Regions from separate parts of the Homo sapiens genome. Here region 1 is linked to region 2. A link is an interaction called in ENCODE POLR2A ChIA-PET data of the cell type or tissue named here. Cell type or tissue: GM12878. All regions are shown on one strand. Links, peaks and the distances in the headings refer to the core of each region. The heading gives the core; the rest is flanking DNA.

The links. Peaks named below come from ENCODE experiments on the same cell type or tissue, not always from the same donor. Only the 100,000 strongest peaks of a DNase experiment are listed, where the experiment ranks them.
Region 1: POLR2A ChIA-PET joins it to region 2 with 6 read pairs; 1 of 35 experiments calls an interaction of 5 or more read pairs at or near these places.

The regions. Positions count from the first base shown.
Region 1 is chr16:68,717,209-68,724,198 of GRCh38, reverse strand. It overlaps a transcript of CDH3 not described here. Among named protein-coding and RNA genes, the nearest start is that of CDH1, 17 kb to the left of the region's middle. RefSeq lists a cis regulatory region at 530 and enhancers at 458-602, 3,845-3,974. In GM12878, for the core only: no CTCF peak of the experiment used is centred there; a DNase peak (open chromatin) is centred at 3,848; H3K27ac peaks cover 1,397 bases.
Region 2 is chr16:68,314,949-68,321,938 of GRCh38, reverse strand. PRMT7 (protein arginine methyltransferase 7) reads right to left here. Exons shown (of 19, transcript NM_019023.5): 3 at 5,865-6,042; 4 at 477-513. The coding sequence starts at 5,959. Among named protein-coding and RNA genes, the nearest start is that of PRMT7, 7.4 kb to the right of the region's middle. In GM12878, for the core only: no CTCF peak of the experiment used is centred there; a DNase peak (open chromatin) is centred at 2,533; H3K27ac peaks cover 565 bases.

The DNA.
Region 1 (6,990 bases), core at 925-5,924, 400 kb before region 2:
CAGTGGCGCAGTCTTGGCTCACTGCAACCTCCACCTCCTAGGTTCAAGCGATTCTCCTGCCTCAGCCTCCCAAGTAGCTGGGATTACGGTGTGCGCCACCACACCCGGCTAATTTTTTTTTTTTTTTTTTGAGACGGAGTCTCGCTCTGTCGCCCAGGCTGGAGTGCAGTGGCCCGATCTCGGCTCACTGCAAGCTCCGCCTCCCGGGTTCACGCCATTCTCCTGCCTCAGCCTCCCAAGTAGCTGGGACTACAGGCACCCGCCACTATGCCCGGCTAATTTTTTGTATTTTTAGTAGAGACGGGGTTTCACCGTTTTAGCCGGGATGGTCTCGATCTCCTGACCTTGTGATCCACCCACCTCGGCCTCCCAAAGTGCTGGGATTACAGGCGTGAGCCACCGCGCCCGGCCTCACACCCGGCTAATTTTTGTATTTTCAGTAGAGACAGGGTTTTGCTATGTTGGCCAGGCTGGTCTCAAACTCAAGTGATCCACCCACCTTGGCCTCCCAAAGTGCTGAGATTACAGGCGTGAGCCACCGTGTCTGGCCTCATTTATTTACGAAATCCCAGGAGGAGGCCAGAACATAGTGTAAGGAATTGACGAGTCTTATGACTTGAAGCAAAATTTATTTCCTTCTCTAACTCTCAATTTATCTTCTGTAAAATGACTCAGTTAGCTAGAAGGAGGCTTGAGATCTCTTCTGCCTCTAAGAACCATGATATTGAGCTTCTTGAGATTGAAAACTGGCACTGCACAGGATCCCATTTTTTCCTTTTGGGGACCAGGAGTTCTCAAGCAAGGGGTGTTTACGGAATCATGATGCTGTTTATTGCTTTTCAGTATTTAGACTCAACCTCCAGACAAAGTACAGAAGATTTAATTATAGCTATAGAACAAAATGTAAATGTTATGAATAATATATAACTATTAAAAATTGGGAATTGCTTGAGAGGGAAGCCAGGAAGCTTGAGAAGGACATTAAATTCCTCATCTTCTAACAAGTACTTCTCTGGAGAAGGAGAATTGGGCTGAGTGGTGAGTTCATAATTATTCGCTATATTATTATACTTTATAATTTATATATGTGATACATTTATTCTCTTTATATGTCAAATATTATCTCTAAAAGATAAAAAAAAAAAAAAGTAATAGAGGCAGCGGATCACCTGAGGTCAGGATTTCAAAGCCAGCTGGGCCAACGTGGTGAAACCGTGTCTCTACTAAAAATACAAAAATTAGCCGGGCCTGGTGGTGGGTGCCTGTAATCCCAGCTACTCAGGGAGCTGAGGCAGGAGAATCCCTGGAACCTGGGAGGCAGAGATTGCAGTGAGCCGAGATCACGCCATTCCATTCCACTCCAGCCTGAGCAACAAGAGCGAAACCCGTCTCAAAAAATAAATAAATAAATAAATCTGTGTTGAAGGTCCCACTCCCTCCACTGTCCACAAAGATGACCCAACAAACCCGGTGCTACCAACTGCCCCTATTTGTCTGGGATCCTGGGTCTCTGGGGGTGTAAGACTTTCAGTGCTAAAACCATGAAAATCCCAGGTAAACTGGGAGAAGTTTGTTCCCTTACCAGAGTCAGTGAGGACTGATTGGATGGCTTGTCCACCCCACGTGCTCATGTACTCATGTATTTGTGGAAGGGCTGTGTCTTGGTCTTGCCAGGTGTTGTAGGTGGGAAAGGTGGAACTGGCCAGGCTGGATCCAGACTGTAGCCGGTGGCAAGAGCTTCCTGCCAGGGTGGAGACCTGCAGAGCAATAAAACCTGGGCAAAGGACAAGGGTTCCAATGAGGCCTAGAAAATTCCAGAGTCCAGATACAGGACGAGGCATCTATAATTCTCCAGAGTAACTGTCCAACTTTTCAGGCCACATTAACTCACTCACTCACTCGTTCATTCATTCATTCATTCATTCAATAAACACTCACTGGCACCTAGCATGCACAAATGCTTGGCTGGTGACAGGGGCCCCTCCCTATCCTGAAGAAGCTTTTGATCTGATGGAATAAACAGACAAGGGAGCCAGGGATTTACAACCCAAGGATTTACAACCCAGAGCAATAAGCAAGGATAATCCTTTTGTTGTTGTTGATGTTGTTGTTGTTGGTAGTCTTGCTTATCACCCAGGTTGGAGTGCAGTAGTGCCATCTCGGCTCACTGCAACTTCTGCCTCCCAGGTTCAAGCAATTCTCCTGCCTCAGTCTCCTGAGTAGCTGGAGTTACAGGCACCCGCCACACACCCAGCTAACTTTTGTATTTTTAGTAGAGATAGGGTTTCACCATGTTGGCCAGGCTGGTCTCGAACTCCTGACGTCAAGTGATCTGCCCGCCTCAGCCTCCCAAAGTGCTAGAATTACAGGCGTGAGCCACCACGCCTGGCCAACAAGGATGATCTTAACAATTATGTATTATTATTTTGTTTTGAGACGGAGTTTCAGAAATATGATGGGGAGCAAAGTGACATTTAAGCTGAGTTAACCAGTGTTTCTGGCAGAAGTCACCACCTGGGCAAAGGCCCAGAAGGGAGAAGAGCTTAGTCTAGCCAAGAAGGGAGAGGCAGGAGGTTAGACCCAAGAGCAGGGAAGGGGCTGGGCATAGTGGCTCACACCTGTAATCCCTAACTGCTGAGTACCCGCAGTTAAAAGACTGAACTGTGGCCGGGTGCGGTGGCTCATGCCTTTAATCCCAGCACTTTGGGAGGCCAAGGCGGGTTGATCATCTGAGGTTAGGAGTTCGAGACCAGCCTGGCCAATATGGTGAAACCCCGTCTCTACTAAAAATACAAAAATTAGCCAGACCTGGTGGCAGACACCTGTAATCTCAGCAACTCGGGAGGCTGAGGCAGGAGAATTGCTGGAAACTGGGAGGCAGAGGTTGCAGTGAGCCGAGATCGTGCTACTGCACTCCAGCCCAGGCCGACAACAGCGAGACTCCATCTCAAAAAAAAAAAAAAAAAAAAGACTAAACTGCATAAAGGGTAAGGTCCAGGAACACTGAGATGCTGAGAGGATGTCACACAGCTTGTCTCCAGGAATGTCACATGATTTAGTATGATGATTAGGAGCATGGGCCCTGAAATGAGAGGGCTGGATCAAATACTGGGGATACTGGGCTATGTTGACCTTGACAATTTATGAAACCTCTGCGCACCTAGGTTCTTGTCAATTAGTAAAATAGAGGTAGTGCTAGTTCCTACCATCTAGGAGTGGTATAAGGATGAAATGAACTAATACCTGCAAAGTGCTTAATACATCTAAATGCTCAATAAAGGCCTGACATGGTGGCTCATGCCTGTAATCCCAGCACTTTGGGAGGCCGAGGAGGGTGGATCACTTGAGGTCAAGAGTTCGAGACCAGCCTGGCTAACATGGTAAAACCCATCTCTACTAATAATACAAAAATTAGTCGGCGTGGTGGCAGGCTCCTGTAATCCCAGCTACTCGGGCTTGGGAGGCTGAGGCAGGAGAATCGCTTGAGCCTGGGAGGCAGATGTTGCAGTGAACTGAGATCGTGCCACTGCATTCCGGCCTGGGCAACAGAGCGAGACTCCATCTCAAAAAAAAAAAAAAAGACTTAATAAAGAACATTTAAAACACTATTGTCTTGCCCTACCCTTCTGATGTGAAAAAACACATGTATGGGTAGCCTGGCAGTGACTCAGTGCTCAATAGATGTCTGTGCCTTGTTAGAGATGTTTAGAGCTCTCTCTTCCCTTTCTGGGCTAAGAAACTATGTTTCTGGGAGGCAAAGGTACTTGCCCAAGGTCACCAGCAAGTCCCAGACACAGCTGTCAGGCTGGGCTTGACAAACTTTAGATTTTAAGAGGTTCTGCAAAGATCTGATTCAGGGTATGCATGGGGAATTCCCTTGCTACCCAGAATTTCACAGATCTCACGCTCTCTTTCTTTCTCTTTTTTTTTTTTAGCCTCCCCTCATGTTAAAAAAAATTAGTTTGCATATGGTAAAATTCACACTTTTTGGGATTCAGTTCTGTGAGGTTTTTTGTTTTGGTTTGGTTTGGAGTTTTTTCTTGAGACAGGGTTTCACTCTGGCACCCAAGCTGGTATGCAGTGGTGTGATCATGGCTTACTGCAGCCTCGACCTCCTGGGCTCAAGAGATCCTCCCACCTCAGCCTCCCAAGTAGCTGGGACCACAGGTGGGCATGCCACCATGCCTGGCTAATTTTGTTCATTTTTTGTAGAGAAGAGGTTTCACTATGTTGCCCAGGCTGGTCTTGAACTCCTAGGCTCAAGGGATCCTCCCTCCTCAGCCTCCCAAAGTGTTGGGATTACATGCATGAGCCACTGCATCTGGCCAAGTTCTGTGAGTTTTGACAGACACAAGCAGTTGTATATCCACCACTATAATCAAGATGTAGTACAGTTCCATCTCTGGGTGTGGTGGCTCACGCCTGCAATCCCAGCACTTTGGGAGGCCAAGATGGGCGGATCACGAGGTCAGGAGTTTGAGATCAGCCTGGCCAATATGGTGAAACCCCGTCTCTAATAAAAATACAAAAATTAGCTGGTGTGTGCCTGAGGTCCCAGCTACTTGGGAGGCTGAGGCAGGAGAATTTTGCTTGAACCCGGGAGGCAGAGGTTGCAGTGAGCCAAGATGGCGCCACTGCACTCCAGCCTGGGTGACAGAGCGAGACTCCCTCTCAAAAAAAAAAAAAAAAAAAAAAAGAACAGTTCCATCATGCCAAAAAATCCCCCTGTGCCCTTGTAGATGACCACACCCCTCATTCCTGGTCCCCGACAACCACTGGGCCCTTTTCTGTCCCCAGAGTTTTGCTTTTTCTAGATTGTCATATAAATGGAATCATACAGTATGTGGCCTGTTGTATATGTTTCTTTCACTTAGCAAAATGCTTTTGAGCATATTGTTGTGTATGTCTGTAGTTCATAGTTCGTTTTTTATCTTTTTTTTTTTTCTTTTTTTTTGAGACGGAGTCTCACTCTTTTTTGCCCAGGCTGGAGTGCAATGGCACAATCTCCACTCACTGCAACCTCCACCTCCTGGGTTCAAGCAATTCTCCCTGTCTCAGCCTCCCAAGTAGCTGGGATTACAGGCGTGCACCACCACGCCCAGCTAATTTTGTATTTTTAGTAGAGACGGGGTTTCACCATGTTGGCTAGGCTGGTCTTGAACTGCTGACCTCAGGTGATCCACCTGCCTTGGCCTCCCAAAGTGCTGGGATTACAGGCGTGAGGGAGCCACCGCGCCCGGCCCCGTTTTTTTTCTTAATAGTCTTCCATTATTGTATAGCTACACCACAATTAATTGTTGTATCCATTTACCAGTTAATGAGCACTTGGGCTATTTCCTCTTTGGGGCTATTATAAATAAAGCTTCTAGGAACATGTATGCGTCTTTGTGTGGACATATGTTTTCATTCTTCTTGGGTAAATACCTAGGAGCAGAGTTACTAAATCATATGGTTAGCATATGTTTATGCTTTCTAAGAGATTGCCAAACTGTTTTCCTTTTTTATTTTTATTTTTTTGAGACAGAGTCTCATTCTGTTGCCCAGGATGGAGTGCAGTGGAGCAATCTCGGCTCACTGCAACCTCCACCTCCCGGGTTCAAGCGATTTTGTTGTCTCAGCCTCCCGAGTAGCTGGGGTTACAGGCATGCGCCACCACACCTGGCTAATTTTTTTGTATTTTTAGTAGAGATGGGTTTTTGACATCTTGGCCAGGCTGGTTTTGAACTCCTGACCTCAGATGATCCACCCGCCTCGGCCTCCCAAAGTGCTGGGATTATAGGCATGAGCCACCACACCCAGCCAGCCAAACTGTTTTTCAAAGTGGCTGTCTTAGTCTGTTTTACGTTGCTATAACAGAATTCCTGACACTGGGTAATTTAACACACAAAAAAAGTTTAGCCAGTTCGGTGGCTCACACCTGTAATCCCAGCACTTTGGGAGGCTGAGGTGGGAGGATCACTTGAGCTCAGAAGTTTGAGATCAGCCTGGGCAACATGGCAAAATCTATCTCTAGAAAAAATACAAAAACTAGCCAGAGTGGCACGTGCCTGTAGTCCTAGCTACCCAGGAGGCTGAGGTAGGAGGATCACTTGAACCTGGGGGCAGAGATTGCAGTGAGCCATGATTGTGCCACTGCACTCCAGTCTGGGCAACTCCAGCCTGGGCAACTCCAGCCTGGGCAACAGAATGAGACTCTGTCTCAAAAAGAAAAAAAGAAAAGAAAAGGAAAAAGAAAAAGTTTATTTAGCTCATGATTCTGGAGTCTGGGAAGTCCAAGACTGGGCAGCTCATATAGTGAAGGCCTGGTGCTGCTTTAACTCATGGGGAAAAGTGGAGGTGGAAGCAGGCACAATAACCCAGTCTCTGAGAAAGATATAAATCTATCTTAATGACCTAATCACATCTTTCTTTTTTTTTTTTTTCTTTAGAGGATGTCTCGCTCTTATCCCCCAGGCTGGAGTGCAATGGCGCCATCTCAACTCACTGCAACGTCTAACTCCCAGGTTCAAGCGATTCTCCTGCCTCAGCCTCCCGAGTAGCTGGGATTACAGGTGCCTGCCACCACGCCCGGCTAATTTTTGTACTTTTAGTAGAGACGGGGTTTCACCATGTTGGCCAGGCTGGTCTCGAACTCCTGACCTCAAGTGATCTGCCCGCCTCGGCCTCCCAAAGCGCTGGAATTACAAGCGTGAGCCACCGCGCTCGGCCTGACCTAATCACAACTTTAAGGCACTGCTTCCTAACACTGTTACACTGACAACTAAATTTCAACATGAGTTTGGTTGGGGACAAACACATCTAGGCCACAGCTGTGGCCATACCATTTTATAATGCCGTCAGCAATGCATGAGACTTCTAGTTGCTCCACATCCTTGTTAGCCTTTGGTATGTTGCCAGTCTTTTCAATTTTAGCCATTCTAATAGGTAGGTAGTGGTATCTTATTGTCGTTTTAATTTATCTAATCATGAATATTGAGCACTGTATATTTT
Region 2 (6,990 bases), core at 648-5,647:
AAGCCCAGAGAATGGTACCTGCTAAGGGAGAGGATCTGATGTTTCAGTCAGATAGGATGAATAAGTTGTGGAGATCTGCTGTACGGCATTGTGAGCTATAGTTAATAATGTACACTTAAAAATTACTAAGCGAGTAGATCTTAAATGTTCTCACCACACACAAAAAAGTATGAGGCGGTAGATTTGTTAATTAGCTTGATTCAATCATTTTACACCATACACATATATTCATCACATTGTATTACCATAAACATAGACCATTTTTATTTGTCAGTTCTATCTTGATAAAGCTGGGAGATTAAACAACAAAAATAGAGCCAGAAGTAGGACCCAGTCTCCCAACTGATTTCCTGACTTCTACACCATACGCCTCTCAGTATCATTTAACATCATGACCCCCAGGGATTCTTAACCTTCTTGTAATCCAAGACTTCAAAACACCCCACATCAAGATAATAGTTTCCTTTTACACTTACTCTGTCTTTGTCATGTAGCATATCTGCATAAGATGACCTAAAAAACAAAAAAGTCAGTAACCTTTGCATGATACACATCAACACACAAGAGTATTCACATATATAAACACATTGCTAAACAGATAGAACAAACGTGTCATCTATTTTAAACTATTTTTTGGTTGTCTTTTATCTTTATTTATTTTTTTTTTTTTGAGACAGGGTCTCACCCCATCACCCAGGCTGGAGTACAGTGGTGCAATCTCAGCTCACTGCAACCTCTGCCTCCCAAGTTCAAGTGATTCTCATGCCTCAGCCTCCCAGGTAGCTGGGATTACAGGTGCTCACCACCACGCCTGGCTAATTTTTGTATTTACATTAGAGATGGGGTTTCACTATGTTGGCCAGGCTGTTCTCGAACTCCTGACCTCAACTGATCCGCCCACCTTGGCCTCCTAAAGTGCTGGGATTACAGGTGTGAGCTACTGCGCCTGGCCTATTTTTTTGTTTATTTTTAGAAACAGGGTCTCGTTATGTCACCCAGGCTGTAGTGCAGTGGCTATGAACAGCCTCAATCATTGGGCACTGCAGCCTTGAACTCCTTAGCTCAAGAGATCCTCTTGCCTCAGCAGAACTACAATACAAGCATCCGTCGCTGCACCTGGCCACTTTATTTTAATAGAGTTTCAAGCTGTTATTCTCTAGTGCTGCAGAAAAAAGTCTCAGAGAAAGATGTTCTCAGACCTAAAAATGCTCCAGTAGTTAGCTGCTGGGAACAGGCCCCCAAATCTGGCCAAAAACAGGCCCCAAAACTGGTCATAAACAAATCTCTGCAGCACTGTGACATGCTCGTTGATGGCTATGATGCCCACACTGAAGGTCGTGGGTTTACTGGAATGAGGGCAAGGAATACCTGGCCCACCCAGGGCGGCTTTCGCTTAAGGCGTTCCTGAACCACAAACAATAGCATGAGTGATCTGTGCCTTAAGGACATGTTCCTGCTGCAAATAACTAGCCAGAGCCCATCCCTTTGTTTCCCGTTTTAATCTATAATCTATAGGAACAATGCTTATCACTGGCTTGCTGTCAATAAATATGTAGGTAAAGTTCTGTTCGTGGCTGTCAGCTCTGAAGGCTGTCAGCCCCCCAATTCCCACTCTGCACTCTATATTTCTGTGTGTGTGTCTTTAATTCCTCTAGCGCCACTGGGTTAGGGTCTCCACGACCGAGCTGGTCTCGGCAGTTAGCCCTGTCACAGTAATTCCACAGCCACTAGCATCTTGATCTTGCTATACACTACACATTTTCCTCCTCAGGAAAAACTCAGACTCAATCTGCCTAATACTTGACCTAACCTGGCCTACATCTCTGCCTGGAGATAACCACTGATGCGGTATTAGGGAGAGCAGCCGGGGAAAGAGAAGCACTCACATACACCCACTGTATATGTGACAGGTACCCCACTGGGCACGTTCACTTAACATCATCAGGGAAAACTAAAGAGTTCACCAATACCGTAGTAAAGGGAGGAGAATCACTTCTCCATATTTCCTACTGCAGTAATTCACACACTGAAAACCCTCAGGCGGGGTCGGGATGAGCACCCAGAACTAGGCAGGCCCTGCCACGCTTTCTGGGAATTCAAGGGGACAGCTAAGGAGCTCACATTAAAACAGAGGCCCTCCAGCCTTGGGTCAACACTAGAATCACTAGAAAGCTTACCTGAAATGCAGAGTCCCAGAACACACACACACACACACACACACACACACTCTCACTCTTATTGAGAAGGCTGGGCTAATGTGCTCCAGGCAATTGTGCCACAGGTGGTCCACATTCCACACTTTGAAGAGCGGTGCACTGAAAGAAGGGGGTTCTTTTTTTTTTTTTTTTAATGGCACATCAAGGTTTTATATCTGAAGCCAGCTATGGATGCTTAGCTGAAATGTAGTCCTTTCTACCTCTGCTCACTATTTAAAAGGCATCTCACTCACCACCTTCCTGGCCTCTTCACACTTACTGCCCACCACTCCACTGACATCACTCTCGGTAACCACCACCAGCTCACTCCTGCAGCTGATGTCAGTCATCAGTATCTGGGACTTCCCAGTGCCTCTGACCTTGCTAGACACACTCCCTCTTTCTTCCTTTCCATGCTGGCTATCTCCCTTGCCCTTCTTTGCCTCCTCAGCTATTCCGGGATTCCTTCTTCAGCCCTCTACCTTTCACATTCCACACCCCCTTGAGAGACTGCAACCTCTCCCAGTTTCAGTTCCAACAACTACAAATTCTGTCTCCAGACCCAAAATTCTATCTGCCATTGGCATCTCTATGTGGATGTCCAAACCTAAACGCCTAATCTCCATCGTGTTCCCCTCCCCACACCACCCATTCCTCCCTTGCAGGCCCCATCCACTTTGTCATTCTAACCAGAAGTCTTGGTGCTTCTTGAATCTTCTCTCTCCCTCCATCATATCCAGTGAGTTACCAAACTCAAGTTCCCCCGAGCTGTCTCCTCTGGGACTATGCAGCTCTGGGACTACAATATCCCCAAATGCTCTCCTCTCCACACCGCTCTCAGTGAGTGTTCCAAAATGCAATCCAATCCTCTTTCTCTCCTGTTTAATATATCACTCAGAAAATAACGTCCAGGCCTGACACTGTGGCTCACACCTGTAATCCCAGCACTTTGGGAGGCAGAGGCAGGTGGATCACCTGAGGTCAGAAGTTCAAGACCAGCCTGGCCAACAGGTGAAACCAAGTCTCTACTAAAAACACAAATATTAGCCAGGTGTGGTGGCAGATGCCTGTAATCCCAGTTACCTAAGAGGCTGAGGCAAGAGAATCCCTTGAACCTGGGAGGCAGAGATTGCAGTGAGCCGAGACTGCGCCACTGCACTCCAGCCAAGGCAACAGAGTAAGACTCCATCTGAACAATAAAACAAGAAAATAATGTCCAAAATGTTTAGAAATATTTTAAGACCTGGGCAGGTGCAGTGGCTCACGCCTGTAATCCCAGCTCTTTGGGAGGCCGAGGCGGGCGGATCACAAGGTCAGGAGATCAAGATCATCCTGGCTAACACGGTGAAACCCCGTCTCTATTAAAAATACAAAAAATTAGCCGGGCGTGGCAGCGGGCACCTGTAGTCCCAGCTACTCAAGAGGCTGAGGCGGGAGAATGGCGTGAACCCAGGAGGCGGAGCTTGCAGTGAGCAGAGATCGTGCCACTGCACTTTAGCCTGGGAAACAGAGCGAGACTCTGTCTCAAAAAAAAAAAAAGAAAAAAAAGTAAATATTTTAAGCCCTAATTCTGCACCAGATACTGTATTACATTTAATCATCAAACAATTCTAAGATAATTGTATTATACTGTGAGATAATGTATTACTATATTGAAGTATATATTATTTTATATTAAGGCTCAGAGAAGTAACTTGGCCAAGAGAGTAAAGAAGTGGCAAAGCTTGGACTTAAACTCATGTTCCTCTTCCTGCATTTTGCTACCACCCTTTACAAAATGACCCCGCGTATGCTTTCGGCAGCCTCTCTTACCATAGTACTTTTGTACCACACTCCAGCTGCACTAAACTGCTAGCTGCTCCCCAGAATAGCCCATCTGTGTGTGTGTGGTTTTTTTTCTTTTTTTTTTTTTGAGACAGAGTTTAGCTCTTGTTGCCCAGGCTGGAATGCAATGGCACGATCTCGGCTCATGGCAACCTCCGCCTCCCAGGTTCAAGTGATTCTCCTGCCTCAGCCTCCCGAGCAGCTGGGATTACAGGCATGCATGCGCCACCACACCTGGCTAATTTTGTATTTTTAGTAGAGACAGGGTTTCTCCATGTTGGTCAGGCTGGTCTCGAACTCCCGACCTCAGGTGATCCGCCCGCCTTGGTCTCCCAAAGTGCTGGGATTACAGGCATGAGCCACTGTGCCCAGCCTGTTTTTGGTCTTTGTTTGTTTGTGAGACAGTGTTTTACTATGTTGAACTCGTGGGCATAAGCAATCCTCCTGCCTTGGCCTCCCAAGTAGCTGGGACTACAGGTGTAGGCCACTGCACCCAGCCACAATCTGGCTCATCTGAAAGCTTACCTGTAATCCCTGCTGCTCAAACTTCACCTTCTCTTCCTTTAGAACTGAGAAATTATTCAAACATTACCTCCCACCCCAAGTTCAGCTGGTTCTTGCTGCTTCCATGACCTCTTGTGCCTTTATCTCACTGTGCTGTAATTTTTTTTTTTTTTTTTTTGAGACAGAGTCTCACTCTGTTACCCAGGCTGGAGTGCAGTGGCACAACCTTGGCTCACTGCAACCTCCACCTCCCGAGTTCAAGTGATTTTCCTGCCTCAGCCTCCCGAGTACCTGGGATTACAGGCGCCCACCACCACTCCCAGCTAATTTTTTTTTATAGAGACGGGGTTTCACCGTGTTGGCCAGGCTGGTCTCGAACTCCTGACCCTCAAGTGATCAGCCGCCACCACCCCCTCCACCGCCCGCCCGCCCGCCCTTTGCCTCCCAAAGTGCTGGGATTACGGGCATGAGCCACCGTGCCTGGCTTTTGTGCTGTAATTTTGTATGTGCCTGTCTCTTCCACAAAACTGCATGGTCCTTGAAGATGAGAACAGGATCTTCTTCATCTGGTATCCACAGCCTTAGCACAATGCTGGCACACTGAATGCACTTAATGATTGCTACATAACAACTCACATACTTTTTTTTTGAGACAGAGTTTCGCTCTTGTTGCCCAGGCTGGAGTGCAATGGCTCGATCTCGGCTCAACACAACCTCTGCCTCCCAGGCTCAAGTGATTCTCCTGCCTCAGCCTCTCAAGTAAGCTGGGATTACAGGCATGAGCCACCATGCCCAGCTAATTTTGTATTTTTAGTAGAAACGGGGTTTCTCCATGTTGGTCAGGCTGGTCTCGAACTCCTGACCTCAGGTGATCTGGCCACCTCGGCCTCCCAAAGTGCTAGGATTAGAGGCGTGAGCCACTGCGCCTGGCCAACAACTCACATACTTTTAAATATTTCTTCTAAGGGAAAAAAAAAACCATTTTCATTTTTTTCATTCAAAAGAATTTAACCATATGATGAACATGTCACCATTTCAGTAAGGCAAGTAAATGATTCAACTTCATCAACACTACTGAGGCTTGGGTTTTCTTTGCTCCGTTAAACAGATGCTGAGGCTCTGCTAAGGCTGCTACATAATGTCTGACTCTCCAAACAGGCATGATTTTGCCTAACTGCTACATATACCTACCTGGCTGAGCAGACCTGCTCAGGACCAACACCAGCCCTCATCATAAGCACTGGGTGACAGCCTAGCCCACGCTCAGACTGGAGCCCAAGGCATCTGCTTTGAGATCAAGTGCCCCACCCAGCTGCAGCCTGCTGTAAACCAACCCAGTACCTTGCAATCTCCTGGTGGTAATCATAGTGTTCATCCTCCTCCAGCCACTCCACAGACCCCGTGGTCGGATTGGCCCGACTGCAGAAGATCTTCATGGTGCCCACTAGCTCCCCAGTTTTAGCACAGAAAAGCAGCCTTGCCAGTTGAGTTCTTGTGGACAAGTCTGACTGTCAGAAATCTATTAACATCAGAAGGAAACAGGAGGTATATAAACAAACGAACAGAAAAAAAATCTATTAACAGCACAATGCCCCAAAATGTGGAGGGGGGAAGGGGAGACAAAAGCGGGGAAAAAAATCAAGAAACTGACAAAAATGTCAAAGCCACTGATAGTATTTGTTAATCGATATTGTAAATGTTTCCAGCAGGAGTTACTTGGTTTTATATTCAGCATATAACATTAAAAAACTACAACAGATTCATACAGATGTCTGGAAACTTCAGCAGGCTTCGGTGCTTCCAAAAGGTTCAAATGAGCCTCACAAGTTCATCTAGGTGCAGCCCTCAAGGCTAGGAGAAGAGATGGGGTACTGTTAAAGAAGTGCCACCAATACTGCCTTCGTATGCTGAACCCTTAGCTTAAGGAAAAATATGAAGATAGAGCAAGTCAAACCAGGAAAACTTTCATCTAAACAATAAATTACAGTCACACATAAACCTAAAAATGGATAATCCCAGGAATATAATGATGAGCAAAAACAGCAAATCACACAACACATGCAATACGATTCCATTTCTATGAAATTTATAGCTATGCAAAATGGAGTGATACGTTCTTCAGGGATCACACTAAAAAGCATAGCAAGGAATCAGGATAGTTAACTCCTAAAAGAGAAGGGAAAGAGATGGGATCAAGGAGGGGTACGCAGTGGACTTCAAAAGTATTGTTCTTTTTCTTAAATTGGGTGGTGGGAACATAAATGTTCACGATATTAGCATTCTTTTTCTTTTTTTTTTTTTTTAAAAGATGGGGTCTCGTTATGTTGCCCAGGCTGGACTCAAACTCCTGGGCTCAAGCATTCTTCCTGCCTCAGCCTCTCCAGTAGTTGGGACTACAAGTGAGTGCCCCACACCCAGCTAATACTAGCATTCCTTATGCTTCATTATTTTTTATAGTGATTACTTC